Linked DNA regions of Homo sapiens: region 1 is linked to region 2. Evidence: chromatin loops called from intact Hi-C (ENCODE). Cell type or tissue: natural killer cell. All regions are shown on one strand. Each heading gives the region's core, and the rest is flanking DNA. Links, peaks and the distances in the headings are about the cores only. Region 1 overlaps EFCAB8 (EF-hand calcium binding domain 8). Region 2 overlaps DNMT3B (DNA methyltransferase 3 beta).

What was found. A loop is a pair of places that touch in the nucleus more often than their neighbours do. Peaks named below come from ENCODE experiments on the same cell type or tissue, not always from the same donor. Only the 100,000 strongest peaks of a DNase experiment are listed, where the experiment ranks them.
Region 1: it touches region 2 in a loop (17-fold over the local background); 20 of 110 quality-filtered maps call a loop at or near these places.

The regions. Positions count from the first base shown.
Region 1 is chr20:32,940,642-32,949,695 of GRCh38, reverse strand. It overlaps EFCAB8 (EF-hand calcium binding domain 8), which reads right to left. Exons shown (of 27, transcript NM_001143967.2): 23 at 5,892-6,060. Among named protein-coding and RNA genes, the nearest start is that of SUN5, 59 kb to the left of the region's middle. In natural killer cell, for the core only: no CTCF peak of the experiment used is centred there; a DNase peak (open chromatin) is centred at 3,785.
Region 2 is chr20:32,786,394-32,794,393 of GRCh38, reverse strand. It overlaps DNMT3B (DNA methyltransferase 3 beta), which reads right to left. Exons shown (of 23, transcript NM_006892.4): 5 at 7,767-7,892; 6 at 6,943-7,164; 7 at 5,382-5,540; 8 at 2,686-2,793; 9 at 1,624-1,768; 10 at 799-858. Among named protein-coding and RNA genes, the nearest start is that of DNMT3B, 28 kb to the right of the region's middle. RefSeq lists enhancers at 3,926-4,065, 3,228-4,157, 4,158-5,089, 6,079-6,749, 6,750-7,421. In natural killer cell, for the core only: CTCF peaks have their summits at 3,979 and 4,181 (motif pointing left); DNase peaks (open chromatin) are centred at 113, 813, 1,873 and 4,163.

The DNA.
Region 1 (9,054 bases), core at 532-8,531, 150 kb before region 2:
TGTGGTGTGAGGTGTGGATCCAAGTTCATTGCTTTAAGACTGTCTTTTCTCCACTGAATTGCCTTTGCACTTTTGTCAGAAACAGATGTCCATATATGTATGGATATATCTCTGGACTTTCTGTGCCATTCCATTGATCTGTCTGTCTGTCTCTATGCCATTACCACACTGTCTTGATTACCATGGCTTCACAATAAGTCTTGAAATCAGGCAATGTTAGCCCTTCATCTTAGTTTCCTTTGCCAAAGCTATTTTGACTGGCCTAAATAAATTTTAGAATCAGTGTGTCAATTTCTACAAAAATTCTTCTGGGATATTGATTGGTATTTCAGTTAACCTATAAATCAATTTGGAGATAATTTTATTCTTAATCAGAGAGTCTTCTACCCATTAACAGTAAATCTTCTATACTTTGTCTCAGCAATGTTTTGTAGTATTTTTCTGTGTACTTACATATCTTGGTATTTATGTTTTATGTTTTCGTAAATGTATCTTTTACTTCAATTTCTGGCTGTTCATTGCTAGTATATAGAAATACAATTGATTTTTTGTATTGATCTTGTATCCTGCAACCTTGTTAAACTCCTTACTAACTCTTTTTAGTAAAATCCACTGGATTTTCTACATAGACAATTAGTCAACTACAAATAAAAACAGTTTTATTTCTTCCTTTCCAATCTGAATGCCTTTTTTTTTCCTTCTGTAATTGCCCTCTACTCTTCTAGTATAATTTTGAATCGAAGTGACATGTCTTATTCCTGGTCAGGGGAAAGTACTCAGCCTTTCACCATTAGGTGTGAAGCTAGTTTTAGGTTTTTTCACAGATGCACTTCCTCAGGTTGAGAAAGTTTTTTCTATTTTGCTAAATGTTTTTTATCAGAAATGGATGTTGAATTTTGTCAAATGATTTTATTGTATCAAGATAATCACATAGTTTTTCACTTTATTAATATAATAAATTACACTGATTTTCAAATATTAAACCAACCTTGTATATCTGGGGTAAACCCTATGTGATCATTGCTGGATTTTATTTGCAAAATTTTGTTAAGATATTTTGTATTTATGCTTATGAGGGATATTAATTGATAGTTTGCTTTCTTTTCCTTTCTTTTCTTTCTTTCTTTCTTTCTTTCTTTCTTTCTTTCTTTCTTTCTTTCTTTCTTTCTTTTTCACTTTCTTCTTATAACGTCTTTGTCAGATTTTGGTACCAAGTTGCCTCATGAGTTGGGAAGTATTGTACCCTTTTCAACTTTCTGGAAGAGTTTCTGTAGAATTTATATTATTTCCCCTTCAAATATTTGGGTAAAATTCACCATGGAAGCCATTTAGGCCTGGAGGTATCTTTGTAAGGAGAGTTTTAAACTACAAATTTAATTTCTTTGATATAAGGATATTCGGGTTATCTGTTTCTTCTTGTGTAAGATTTAGTAGTTTGTTTCTTTCAAGGAGTTTATTTCATATAAGTTGCCAAATTTATTGTATAAAGTTGTTTATAGTATTTCATTGTTATCCTTTTAATATCTGTAGAATCAGAAATGATGTCATCTCACTCATTCCTGATATTGGTAATTGGTGTATTCTCTCTCTTTTTCCTGCCCAGTCTAGCTGGAGGTTTATCGATTTAACTATCTTTTCAAAGAACCAGCTTTTGGGTTCATTGATTTTCCTTATTATTTTTTACTTCCCTGTTTCATCGATTTCCATTCTAATCTTTATTATTTCTCTTCTATTTACTTTGGGCTCAATTTGCTCTTTCTTTCTAGTTTCTTTTTTCTTTTTTTTTTTTTTTAATTGAGATGGGGTCTTGTTATGTTGCCTAGGCTGGTCTTGAACCCCTGGGTTCAAATGATCCTCCCACCTGCCTCCCAAAGGCGTGAGCCACCGCACCAGACCTCTTTCTAGTTTCTTAATGTGGAAGTTGAGGCTGGAGATTTGAACTTTTTTCCTTCTAATATAGGCATTTAGTGCTACAAATTTCCCCGTTACTACTGTTTTTTGTGGCATCTCATAAATTTTGAAATGTTACATTTTCATTTTCATTCAGTTCAAAATATTTTCTAATTTCCCTCTGGATTTCTTTTTTTGGCCCATGGGTTATTTAGAAATGTGTCATTTAGCTTCCAAATATTTAGGGATATTTCAAAGATATTTCTGTTTTTGATTTATAATTCAGTTTCATTGGGATCAGAGAACATACTTTGTATGGCATAAATCCTTTTGAGATTAGTGAGATGTGTTTTGTTACCAGAATATGGTCGGTTTAATTAATGTTCTGTGTGCACTTAAAAATAATGTTTGTTTATGAATGATCTATAAATGTTAATTAAGTAAAATTGTTTGATAGTGTTATTCAAGTATTCTATATCATTAATGATTTTCTGTATAGTTGTTTTATAAATTGAGAGAATATTGAAATCTCATGCTACAATCATAGATTATTAAAATTTAAAATAATAACAGATCAAACACCAAATGTTGATGAAGACACAAAGGTAGAAATGCAAAACAGTTTGGTCATTTTTCATAAAGTTTCAATACACTTACCATACAACCCAGCCATTCTGCTTCTAAATACTTACCCAACAGAAATGAAAACAATGTTTAAAGCGGCTTCATTCATAATCATCCAAAACTGACAATGACTCAAATGTCCTATAATTGGTGAATGGATTAACAAACTATGACAGAGCCATACAGTGGAATAATACTCAGCAATAAAAAGAACAAACTACTGATACGTTCAACAACAAAGATGAATCTCAAATTGATTATGCTAAGTGAAAGTTAGACTTTCACTCAGCTACATGTGTATGTTTCCATTTATGATAATCTGGAAAAGGCAAAACTATAGAGACAAACAGATCAATGGCTGCCAGGGGTTAGGAGAAGGAAATAGAGTTTACTATGAGGAGACATGAGGTCACTTTTTGGGGTAATGTCTATGTCTTGATTGTGATACCAATTACACAATTGTATGCATTCATGAAACCTCACAGAACTATATACTTTTAAAAGGTGCTTTTATTGGATGTAAATTATACTTCAGAAATCTGATTTTTAAAACAAGCTTCTAAAAGATAACACTAGATATTATATTTAGGGGATAGTCAAAGACGTCTTTGAAAGATACAAAAAAATGGGTGACATCAGCAAGATGGTAGAATAGGAAGATCCAGAACTTCCTTCTCCCTATGGAGACACTGACTGAACAACAGTACATGGACCAGAAACCAGGACCATTCATCCCAGATGAATGAAAAAACAAACAAACAAAAACCAAAAAAACAAAAAACAAAAAACCAGCTGCACTGAAGCCAGTAGGAAAATTCATAGTGCTCACTTGTAATCCCTCCTCCTGGCTCAGTGAAGCAGATTGGGAAGGAACCACCAGCTTCCAGCTTCTCCCTGGGAGGGAAAGACTGAGATGTACATCCAACATGCAGACTTTTCAGAGGGCTGCATGATTAACCAGTTTCTGTCTTGCCTGAATCTAAGCACTGACAGGAAGAGGCACCAGACTGGGCTACTAAGAACAAAGGTGACAATTTAGACTAGCACACACTATCAGAGTCCCTCCTGCCGCTCTGTGGAATGAGTAGAGAAAACAACCCAACTTCCAGCTTCTCCTTGAGGAGGCAGATTTGGAGCATACATATCCAATGTTAGCCTTTGAGGGGTACCCAAGAAACTGGTTTCTGTCTTGCCTCTCTCAGACTATTGAAGGACCCAGCATATTCTAGAGGCCTGGGGGAAGCTTGTAGCCGCTCTAGAGAACTTGCAGTACTGCAAATAGACACCAGAGAGAGCAAGAGATAATGGACTCCTGAAAAAAATAAACCTGTAGATTCCTGTAATTGCGAATTTACATGCGTAAGTCTGGTGAAAGTATCCACAAAAAAGATTGGGGAGGCACCCAGAATCTTTAGCCAAGCTGATTGGTGCAGAATTTTCCCTGAATGAAGCCAGTATATAAAGACTGGGAGAGGTGGCTGATTTTACAAATGCATGGATCCCAATATAAAGTTATAAGGCACACAAAAAAAATAGGAAAGCATGGCCCAAAGGAACAAAATAAATCTCCAGAAACTGCCGCTAAAGAAATTGAGGTATATTAATTATTTGACAAAGAATTCTAAGTAACCGTAATAAAAATGCTCAACAAGCTCAGGGAAACAATACATGAACAAACTGAGAATATTAGTGAAGACACAGAAAATATAGAAAAGAACCAAACAGAGGCCAGCCATGGTGGCCCACACCTATAATCCCAACACTTTGGGAAGCTTAGGTGGGCGATCACTTGAGCTCAAGAATTCAAGGCCAGCCTGGGCAACATGGTGAAACTCTGTCTCTACAAAAAATACAAAAAATTAGCCAGGCATGATGGCATGCACCTGTAGTCCCAGCTACTCAGGAGGCTGTGGGAAGATCACTTGAGGCTGGGAGGTCAAGGCTTCAGTGAGCTGAATTCGTGCCACTGCACTCAACCCTGGGTGGCAGAGCAAGACCCTGTCTCAAAAAATAATAATAATAATAATAAAAATAACAGAAATTCTAGAGCTGAAGATGAAGAGTAAAATAATTGAATTCAAAAGTCATCTACAGCAGGCTTGATCAAGCAGAAGGAAAAATCAGCAGACTTGAAGATATCCAGTCAGAGAAGCAAAAAAGAAAAAAGAATTTTAAAGAGTAAAGAAAACTTAAGGGATTTATGAGACATCGTCAAATGGACAATATATGCATTATGGTAGTACTAGAAGGAGGAGAGAGAGACAGAGAGAGAGAAAGGGACAAAAAGCTTATCTGAATAAATAATGGCTGAAAATGTTTCAAATCTTAAAAAGGAAAAGAAACCTATATTCAAGAAGCTCAAGGGATTCCAACTAGGATAAAGTCAAAGAAATCCACAAGGAGACACATTATAAAAAGAACAAAAACTCTCATCCAAAAATACTATATCCAGGAAAGCTGTCCTTTAAAAATGAAGGAAAAATAAAAATTTTCCCAGATAAATAAAAACAAGAGGAGTTCATCACCATTAGACCTGCCTTTAAAGAAATGCTAAAGGGACCCCTTCAAGTTGAAACAAAAGGATGCTAGGCAGGAACATGAAAGCATATGAAAATACAAAGCTTTCTGATAAATGTAAACACATAGAAAAATACAGAATGCTGTAATACTGTAATAGTGGCACATAAGTCACTTTATTTTTATTATTATTTTTTTTTTAGACAGAGTCTCACTCTGTTGCCCAGGCTGGAGTGCAGTGACATGATCTCAGCTCACTGCAACCTCTGCCTCCCAGGTTCAAACGATTCTCCTGCCTCAGCCTCTCAAGTAGCTGGGATTACAGGCATGCACCACCATGCCTGGCTAATTTTTGTATTTTTAGTAGAGACAGGTCACTAAAACAAACAAACAAACACATAGGAAGACAGCACAGGAGGAAAAGGGGACAAAAAAGTGTTGGGATTACAGTAGTGAGCCACCGCGCCTGGCCCTAATTATTTCTTGACATGAACGGTGGCTATATGGGTATGTATTTACTTTCTCAAAATTCACCAAGCTGAACCCTTCTGGTTTGTATGTTTTTCTTTATATACAATGCAACAATTAAGTTTATTTTTTAAAAGAGAAAGGAATATGCTTTATCAGATATATGATTTGCAAAAATATACATAGGTGAATAATATTGGGTGGATGGGTGAATGGATGGACCGTTTGCTGAATGGATAATTGGACAGACTGTAATATTATTTAAGTGAAGGCAGTTGCTGTGGCCTGAGAGTCCCTCCCCACAGAGTACAAAGTTCATACCAGCTTATGTTCAGACAGGGACAGAGACAAGAAGGGCCATGGGCATGGCTGAGCTTCAGCAGGACCCATACCAATGGCATCACCGGAGAGTTTCCAAGCCTTGACGTCCCGGTCCTGGCCAGCGCTGATAACCAGCTGGAAGTTGTCCACATACAGGATGTCTGCCACACTATTCAAATGGCCTTTCCAGGTCATCAGGAGCGTGGGGGGAACCAGGGAAATGGTATGGCCAGCCACAACCTATAGGGGACAGTACAGGAGAAACACTTTTACCAAGACCACTACACAGGCTAATTAGAAGGCACCCAGGACTGCAGGCAGCAGAGCCCAGTTGGAAGGGCCCTGGGACACAGGCTAGCGTTCTAGTTCTAGATGCATTCCACATGAACTTGCTTGCGACCTTACATAGGTCCCGGCACTTCTCTGGCCCTCACTGGCCCCTTAGGTAAAACCATAAAAAGAACTTGCATTTACTTTCTCAAAATTCACCAAGCTGACTACATATGACTTGCATATGACTTGCATATGACTACATTGTTTACCAAGTGCCTCTGTACACATTATTCCATTTGAACCTCACAACCTTATAAGAAGTATATAATTCTCACTGACTTACAGAGGAGAAAAGTGAGAGTCAGACATGTTCAATAACTAGCCTAAGCCCACATAGCTAGAAAGTGATGGGGCCAGGGCAAGAGCCTCAGTCTTCTAAAGTTTTTCAGCTGGGTATTGGGAGATGAATAGGGTGAGCAATGGGGTGATAAATCACATTACACTGAGAGAATAAAACTACTGAACTGGAAAATGAGTGAAAATGACCATTTTTAAATAAAACAAGATTAATAAAGGAGGACTTATTCGACCATATTCAAGTATGGAAAGTCAGAATAATAAACTTTAAATTTTAAACAAAGCAATGGAAGACAATAGAAAGCTCAGAAACCAACCCAAATGTATGTAAAACTGGTATATAGTAAGAGTGGTAACAGAAAACATGACTCAATAAACAGTAGTAGGATACCTGATGAACTATAAGAGAAACCTACGTTGTTATCTTTTATCTTACACCCAAATGAATACTAGATGCGTTGAAGATTTTATTTTCAATGAAATCATAAAACACCTACAAAAGAACGAATCAGTATTTATCTTTTCTCTAAGAAAGTGATAAACAGGCAAAGGAAAATATCACAATGGGGACAAAAACTGACTTGAACACCAAAAAATATATTGTAATTTTTAAGTCATCATAAATAAAATTAACAAGCAAATGACAAATTGGGGGGGATATTTGTAATCCATATGATAGACAATCAGTTAATCTTTTAATATATTTTTATTGGTTTTTTTTTTTAGAGATGGGGTCTCACTATGTTGCCCAGGCTGGTCTCGAACTGTTAGGCTCAAGCAATCTGCCCACCTTGGCCTCCCAGAGAGCTGGGATTACAGGCATGATCTACCATGCCCAACCTAATGTATTTTTAAATAATTATACAACATTTATAAAAGATAGTTACCACAATAGAAAAGTAGGCAAAGGACATGAAGAGACAATTCATAAAGTTATACAAAGCCAATAGATTAAGAAAATATGTCAACATCACTAATAAACAAAGGCATCTTAATTAAAATCAAAAGAAACCATTTGCACCTAAAAATCAACCAAAAATGTTTTGCTCACTTAGGACATTTATTTATTGAATGCCTTCTATAAGAAAGACACTCTGATAGACCTAGAGGATCCTCAGATGAATACCACTAATAAATTCTTTAGGTTGTCAAAGATAAAAAAAACAGGCTAATGAAATGCAAAACTGTATAAACCTTCTAGAGTGCAATTTTGTAGTATACATTAAAGGCCTTAAAGTGACTTATGTTCTTTTACATACTCTTTCCTTGGGACAAATTACTAGATGTACAAATAAACAACTATAAACAACAACAAAAAACATTTGTGAAAAAGAATATTTGTACCATCATTTTTAGTAATATCTAAACACAACTTTATTGAATCATAATTCACATAAAAATTTACCAATTTAAAGTGCTCATTCAATGGTTTTTAGTATTTTCAGAGCTGTGCAACCACCACCACATTCTATTTTAGACCATTTCATCACCCCAGAAAGAAACTCTTTACCCAGTAGTCACTACGCAATTTCCCCAACTCCCTCCCCCAGCCTCAGGAAACCACTAATCTACTTTAATATGGACATTCTGGACATGTCATTTAAGCAGAATCACACAATATATGGTATTTTGTGGTTGGCTTCTTTCACTTAGCACAGTATTTTCAAGGTTCATCCATGTTGTTGCATGCATCAGTACTTTATTCCTTTTTATTATTAAATAACATTCCATTGTATCACCATACCACACTTTATCCATTTGGAAGTTGACATTTGGGTTGTTTCCACTTTTGTATTATAAATAATGCTACTATAAACATTCATGTACAAGATTTTATGTGAACATATGTTTTCATTTCTCTTGGGTATACACTTGGGAGTGGAACTGTTGGGTAATATGGTAAGTCTACACTTAATTTTTGAGGAACTGCCAGACTGTTTTCCAAAGTGACTGCAGCTTTCTATGTTCTTTTTCTTTTTTTTTTTTTAAACAGAGTTTGGAGTTTTGCTCTTGTTGCCCAGACTGGAACGCAATGGCATGATCTCTGCTCACTGCAACCTCCGCCTCCCAGGTTCAAGCGATTCTCCTGCCTCAGCCTCCCGAGTAGCTGGGATTACAGGCACCCGCCATCATGCCCTGCTAATTTTTGTATGTTTAGTAGAGACGGGGTTACACCATGCTGGCCAGGCTGGTCTCAAACTCCTGACCTCATAATCCGCCCACCTCAGCCTCCCAAAGTGCTGGGATTACAGGCCTGAGCCACCGTACCTGGCCAGCTTTCTACATTCTATCCAGCAATGTGTAAGAGTCCCAGTTTGTCCACATCCCAGCCAACCATTGCTATTATCTATAGTTATCCTGGCAAGTGTAAAGTGGGATCTCATTATAGTTTTAATATGCATTTCCCTGATAGCTAATGATGTTCACCATCATTTAATATACTTATTAGCCATTTGTACATCTTCTTTGAAGAAATGTTTATTTAGATCCTTTACCCGTATCTTAATTTGGTTATTTATCATTTTTATCAAGTTGCAAGAGTGCTTTATATATTCTGGATACTAGTCCCTTATCAGATATATGATTTGCAAGTATTTTCTTTCA
Region 2 (8,000 bases), core at 1-8,000:
TTTTCTTTCTTTTTTGTTTCTGTTTTGGTTTTTTTTTTTTTTTTTTTTTTTGAGACAGGTTCTCAGTGTGTCACCCAGGCTGGAGTGCAGTGGCATGATCTTAGCAAACTGCAGCCTGACTTCCTGGGCTCAGGTGATCCTCCCACCTCAGCCTCCACAGGCACACACCACCTCACCCAGCTAATTTTGTATTTCTCTTAGAAACAGGGTTACATCCTGTTGCCCAGGCTGGTCTTGGAACTCCTGAGCTCAAGCAATCTGCCCACCTCAGCGTCCCAAAATGCTGGGAAATCCAAGAGATGGTTATTTGCATCCCAAAATGCTGGGATTATAAGCGTGAGCCACTGAGCCCAGCACTTTTTAATTTTACATAATATGGCTCCCATTCTATAAATGGGATTTTGTAAAACCCATTTGTATTTCTATTCCATCTACACAGAAAATCTTAATGGACATGGTTAAATTTGACTCTGACCCTAGGAAAGAAAATTGTACAGCCATTAAAAATCTTAAGGACCCTTTAGTGACAAAATGACATCAGACAGTGCTTACAGTATTAATATTAATAAAGGGGAAAGCAGGAATCCAACTAGTGTTCAGAAAAATCTGGAAGGATGTGCAACCCAACGTTAACCTGGAGGGTATTTGTGAGGGTGGGATGTGAGGGGAGAGTGGGGAGGGAGTTCAGATTGACTTTTCAAGAAATTTGATTCTTTTCCAGTGACCATTTTATATGCAAAGAAATCAGAAGAAAGTGCATAGAAAACAGGGCACAGTCAAAAGACAGGAAGGAAATACCGTATTTCCTTGATTCTAATTTCCTACTGCCTGCACGACGCACCTTCGACTTATTAACCACTTTTGAGGGGAAAACAAAACAAAACAGAAAAAACATTACATTAAATGTATGGACTGTTTTCTTTTTTGAGACAAGGTCTTGCTCTGTCACCCAGGCTTGAATGCAGTGGTGCGATCTCGGCGCACTGCAACCTCTGCCTCCTGGGCTCAAGCCAATTCTCCCACCTCAGCCTCCCGGGTAGCTGGGACCACAGGCACATGCCAAGCACACCAGGCTAATTTTTCTATTTTTCACCATGTTGTCCAGGTGATCGCCTCAAGTGATCCACTCGCCTCAGCCTCCCAGAGTGCTGCGATTACAGGCATGAGCCACTAGGCCTGGCCTTTAAATCTATGGATTGTAAGACAAGTCCTGGATTTCTAGAAACCAGAGTTATCTTATAATGGGAGAAATATGGTACTGGTCAAAATGTTAGCAGGTGGCATATTCTTCTTTAACACTTTCCAATTTTCTCAAATGAGCATAGCTTAACTATTTTTTCCTTTAATAAAAAAGGTGCTAGTCAACACTGCATCCTGACTTCAAGACAGATGTCAGATTCAATACAAATTATATGCACGTGACCATCAGCAAGAAAGTGGCCGGGGAAGCCAGATAGAGCTGGCACAGCCTTCGTATGCCTGCTCCTATTTTTCCAACATTCAGAGTTGAGACCAGCTGCTAGAAAGCTGGGTGGGGTGTGGGGCAGCAGGGGTGGCTGACTCTCCCAAGAAGTGGTCCCACCAGCAGAGGCAGCGGGTGCTGCCATGGGGACTCATTCCCACCTGGTTGCGTGTTGTTGGGTTTGAGGCCCTCGATCCCAGTGGGCTTGAAGCCCCCGTGGGCCCACTCCAACATGGGCTTCAGCTGGTCCTCCAATGAGTCTCCAGGGCTGCTGGGGAAGGTCTTGCCAGCTCGCACCCTAGCTTTCTGCAAAGGCAGAGTCTGTGATGAATGGGGGGGTGGGGAGGAGGTGCTCGCCAGGCCACACCCAGGGATTCCCCCAGCCAGGGCCTACATTCCCCTTCACACTGGGCCCTTTCATAGCCAGACAGCTGTCCTGGGCTGTGGTATGTGACAGAGGAAGGAGGGGCCTGTGCAGGGAGAGGCCTCGGAAGGGGGGTTGTGGTTAAATCTTTTCATGCAGGCACCAAATAGGATCTCTTCCCCCTAGGGAATGTCAGTGGTCACCTCCCACTCAAAAGGCAGACATATCAGAATTAACTCTACCACCAAGATATAGAAGCCCCAGCCAGCACTATCTCATCTCCTCTGTATCTTATATAAGGCGGCACTAGATTTCTTGTTTTATCTCCCTAAAGATGGGGACATTAACTTGTGTCCTACATGAAGGACCAAGGATTTCAGTGTCTAATGAAGCCTTTAGCAATGAGAAGAGGTTGGCTCTTAAATGCTGAACAAAGGTGGGGGGAAAAAATCAAGGTGAAGGGAGAAACAGGGTATAATGGTTCATAGGGGATAAGACGGCCCACAGATAGAAGACAGCTGGCCTCCACTGCTGTCTTGCTGTGAACTCCAACCCTCATAAGAAGGCTCTGAGGTCTCTGGAAAAGCACATTCACTGATACGAATATTGCACCCCTAACTGCCCGTGCTCTTTCCTTCTGATTCAGTTAGTGGTCCCAATAAGTGGCAGCTGGGATGTCTCAAATCCCTTTGTTGGGAGGCCCAATCCGGTGGCCATCATGTTATGTTGTCATTTACCTCCTCCCTGGCCACCCTGTCCCCTCCAAACCACCCTTGGCAACACTGAGCTAGGTTTCTGTGGGTCTCTTGCTTCATCCCTGCTCTCAGGGCTTAGCCCTCATTCCCTCATCCCATGTTACCTCCAGAGCATGGTACATGGCTTTTCGATAGGAGACGAGCTTATTGAAGGTGGCCAAATTAAAGTGCTGGCTGAACAGCCCCAGTGCCACCAGTTTGTCTGCAGAGACCTAAAAGAGAAAGACATCATCAACATCCACCTACAGGTGTGTCCCAGGTGCCATGTCTATCACAATGTTGTCCATCAGATGCAGAAGATTTTCACACACTTTAACCAAGAGACCATTCCTGGGGATAAAGTCCACAGACATCTATTTGAAAGGAAGGAAAGAAAAAAGCAGAAAAATAGAAATGGCAGAGTCTCAACACACAGATATCCAGAACCTTGTTAGGTACGACACTTCCACTGTGGAAAAGGAGGATACTCTGAATGAAGGCAATTAGGCGAACCCTGTGTTTGTATACATTTTCCAAGCAGGTGTCCCTGGTGTGGACCCCTGAGGCTCAGTCCTAATATTCTCTGTGGCTGCTCCAGCATTGAGGGTTTGCACATATTCCTTCTTTCCTAAGCATGATAATTGTTTACTCTTTACCCTTTTATTAAAATGAGTTCACCTAATGAATGTGTTTAGAAAACAGTGCTCGACACAGCACCTTTCACTTGTTGTGATTATTTAACTTTAGTTCTTGTGATTTAATCCATATTCCACAAGTCTCCTGATGTACCAAGTCCCTGGACCAAGCATGAACTGACTGAGTTGCCAGTGAGAGAGAAAATGGCCATTCAGGGATGCTAATCAGAACTGAAAGGCCAGACGTAGTGGCTCAGGCCTATATTCCCAGCACTTTGGGAGTGGGAGTTGAGAGGATCGCTTGAGCCCAGGAGTTCGACTAGCCTGGACAACACAGCAAGACCCCATCTCTACAAAAACTTTTAAGAGCCAAACACAGTGGTGTGCACCTGCAGTCTCAGCTGCTCTGTTAAGGCAGAAGGATTGCTTGAGCCCAGGTGATTGAGGCTGCAGTGAGCCAAGACAGTGCCACTGCACTCCAGCCTGGGTGACAGTGAGGACCTCATCTCTTAAAAAAAAAAAGGAACTGAAAGACACAGGGAATGTTCTAGTCTCCGTAAAGAGTGCTCACACTCATGCAAACCTCCATTTTATCACGGAATGCCTGATTTCCTATATGGGGGTGTGACCACCACTGGGGAGAAAACACTGTGGCTCTGGTGGGGGGAAACCGCTCCAACACAAGTGCTGGTTCCAGCGCCCAATAGCTCCAATACAACCCAAACAGCGTACACATGCTGAGCAGGCACTTGCCCAGGCCAGACCCAGGTCCCATATTGTCATCTCATCCCCTAATGCTGACAGCCCCACACTGCATTGTATTAGCCTCAGACTCTATCTTGCAAAGTGCATTTTATGTCTCGATGGGGCAAAGCAATTGCAAACAATCCATCTTCCTTCACTTGAGTTACTGCTCTCCCATCCCTGGAAGCAGCTGCCTCACTGCCAGCATGGGCCCAGGACTTGTCCTCCCTCTGCTGGTCACAGCAGGCAACTGCATGCAGGGGCTCTCCTACAAAGGAGACTCCACACCCAATATATTATTGTAGCCCTTGGGAAACTTCAATTAGCTCATGGCAAATGGCCCCATGGTAGCTCAATTCCTGGGAAAAACAGAATCTCTGCTTGAGCTGAATCCCAGGAATGTACAGTCCTTCCTTCAATCCTGCCTGGCTTGCTTCTGCTGCAACTTGCCCAATGACCTTAGGCACCTAACTTAGCCTCTCTCAGGGCTCTGAGGGTAGGACTAACATTTACTTCTAAGAGACCATCACAGGATAGGTCTGTCTGATTAAAATCTTTGTTGAGGCCAGGCGTGGTGGCTCCCGCCTGTAATCCCAGCACTGGGAGGCCGAGGCGGGTGGATCATCTGAGGTCAGGAGTTGGAGACCAGCCTGGCCAACATGGTGAAACCCAGTCTGTACTAAAAATGCAAATATTAGCAGGGTGCGGTGGCAGGTGCCTGTAACCCCAGCCACTCAGGAGGCTGAGGCAGGAGAATTGTTTGAACCTGGGAGGCGGAGGTTGCAGTGAGCCAAGATCGCACCACTGCACTCCAGTCTGGGCAACAGAGTGAGACTCCATTCTCACCGCCCCCAAAAAAATCTTTGTTGAAAGAGTGTAAGAATCAAAACAGCCTAGTTATGCCCAACACAGCTCTTCCCCAGCTAAATGTCATTACCAAGAAAGATTTTAAAAGGCTAGAATCAATCATCAAGAGACTCTGAAATACCCAATTCTACTAAAAACCCTTTTCACAACTGATACCAGGTGACCCTAAACCCAACTCCATGCCTTTCTCTCCCCAGGGCTAAATGACAAGAGGCCGCGGCCATGCTTCCGGTCTCTTCCAGGCTTCTCCACTGAACACTTTTGGGTACTTGCTCACGTGGCCACTCCTGGCCCCTCAGAGTCCACACTGATGATTCTGCCCCCAAAAGATAAATCTAAGAAATAACATAAAATCCAACTGCCCATGGATCCAGAACTTTCTAGCACTTTTGTCCCCCGTGTGAGTGGAATCTGCTGTAGCTGGTTAACACAGGAAGTTTTGTCCTTCCTCCCAGACAGTGTGAAGGCATAGGCTCACACATCTGCAGAATACAATCCCAGGCCTTTGTCTTCAAAGGGAGGCAGGCAGGCACAGCCTCAGGCCTGCAGAACCCCTTGCCCTTCCCCGGACTCACCTCGGAGAACTTGCCATCGCCAAACCACTGGACCCACCGCATGCCAGACATAGCCTGTCGCTTGGAGGTGGCCTTCCAAGACACCACCATGGCGGGCCACCAGGAGAAGCCCTTGATCTTTCCCCACACGAGGTCCCCTATTCCAAACTCCTTCCCATCCTGGAAGAAAACCCACATGAAGAAATCCCAGTGAGGAGAGGCCATCCTGGGCCAAGTCCTGTCCACTCCACTGTCCCTGAGGGCAACAAAAAGCTTGCCATAAAATGCAAGATGTAGCCAGACACCGTGGTTCATGCCTGTAATTCTCAGTACTTTGGGAGACCGAGGCAGGGGGATCGCTTGAGGCCAGGAGTTGGATACCAGCCCGGGCAACACAGCAAGACTCCATTTCCACAAAAGAATTTATAAAGTAGCTGGGCTTGGTGGTGCACGCCTGTAGTCCTAGCTACTCAGGAGGCTGAGATAGGAGGATCGCTTGAGGCCAGGAGTTTGAGACTAGCCTGGGCACCATAGTGAGATCCCTTCTATACAAAGTAAAATGTAATAATGGACATAGAAAAAAGGGATCCTAACAACACATAAATACATACATGTGTAAGGAGTCTTCGTGCAGCAATGCTTGAATAAGCATAAACAACCTGAATCGGTTAATTAAGCTATGACCCAGACCACTGGATTTATTATCCAGACATGAACCTCAGGCAACTCTAGTTCTTAATAGAAGAAAAAAGCAAGTCTACAAAGGTATCATACGTACAATATATACAGTATGTGCACTCTGATGAACAGAATCACAATATGTATTGTCAGGCCTCTGAGCCCAAGCCAAGCCATCGCATCCCCTGTGACTTGCACGCATCCCCTGTGACTTGCACGTTTAAGCCCAGATGGCCTGAAGTAACTGAAGAATCACAAAAGAAGTGAATATGCCCTGCCCCACCTTAACTGATGACATTCCACCATAAAAGAAGTATAAATGGCCGGTCCTTGCCTTAAGTGATGACATTACCTTGTGAAATCCCTTTTCCTGGCTCCTCGTGGCTCAAAAAACTCCCCCACTGAGCACCTTGAGACCCCCACTCCTGCCCGCCAGAGAACAAACCCCCTTTGACTGTAATTTTCCTTTACCTACCCAAATCTTAGAAAATGGCCCCACCCCTATCTCCCTTCGCTGACTCTCTTTTGGACTCAGCCCACCTGCACTCAGGTGAAATAAACAGCTTTATTGCTCACACAAAGCCTGTTTGGTGGTCTCTTCACACGGGCGTACATGAAATGTATAACGTACGCAGTTGCAGTCCTTACATAAATGTCATGTTGGGAAAAACCACAGTATTCACGTGGTAAATACTGGCATTTGACTTATGTCTGGGAGAGGATTAAGGTAAAGAAAGGTCCGTGGTGCATATGGAAGATACTTAGAATTCAAACATGTCAATTATTACAATTACGAAACTTCTAACAACTGTTGTCGCTCTGTTACCAACAGTAGCAGGTAACTGGTTTTTCCCCGTGTTCAGGGTCCTCAGTCACCCTGGGCAGGAGCCCCTCTCGGCCATACCTGATACTCTGAACTGTCTCCATCTCCACTGTCTGCCTCCACCTGCGGGGACTCCATGCCCCCCTGCTGGCTGTCCTGGGCTAGGCGGGCGTAGGGGGTACTGCTGCTCTGGGGCGTCCCATGTGTGTCCTCTGTGTCGTCTGTGAGGTCGATGGTAAGGTAAGAGCTGGGAGGGGACGGCCATGGCGTTCCTGCCGATGCTGTTGCCCGCCGTCTCAGGGACTGTGGACAGAAGGACACATAGTTTGGGCCAGAGCAAAGGATGTCGGTGACCAGAGACCAACGGCACCCCCATATGGCTCCTAGGCAAAAAGAAAGAGGAAAGACTGAAGTTAAAGAGAACAGAGACCGCTGAAGAAACTTTTCCAGGAACACGTATCCCTTAAGGGGGGAGAAAGTCATTGTAACTGTCCCAGAGACAGAAAGATGACAAAGGCACAAATGATGGGTAATGACGAGGGACTCTCAGAGAGTGAAATGTTGCCATACCCGCTAGGGTTGCCTCAAGACAGGTGAAGAAGACATGAGGGAGAAGACAGTTCTGGATGTCAGTGTTTTCTACCTTGTTTCCAAGTTAGAGCAAGAACCAAGTCAACAGGGAAAGCTTCCATTCCCAACAGAGTGTCATCTGAGATCAGACCAGGAGAGAAGCCAACAGGCTTACGGGAAGCTTACCCAGGAGAGAAAAGAAAAAGCAAGAACCTGAAAAGCAGTGTGAAAAAAGGACACAGATTATCTACCAGCCACAACCAGTAGTGCAGTGAGTGAGGCATATCTCCCAGTTAGAGACTGCGGGCAGGGGTCTGGGCATCTGGGGAACCAACCCTGGTAGCCGGGAACTCCACGGGGGACTCGTCCACATGGTTGCGGCCCTGCCGGCCTCGGGTGGAACGTGGGGAAGGCCTGTGCCTCTCCCGGCTGGAGACACTGTTGTTATTTCGAGTTCGGACCTAGAAGCAAGAGAGGACACTCACTGGGCCTTAGGTGACTGGAGGCCTGGGGTCTGGCGGGGCCAGAAGGATTAGGCCTTCAGGTGGCCAAGGAGACCTGGTAGCCAG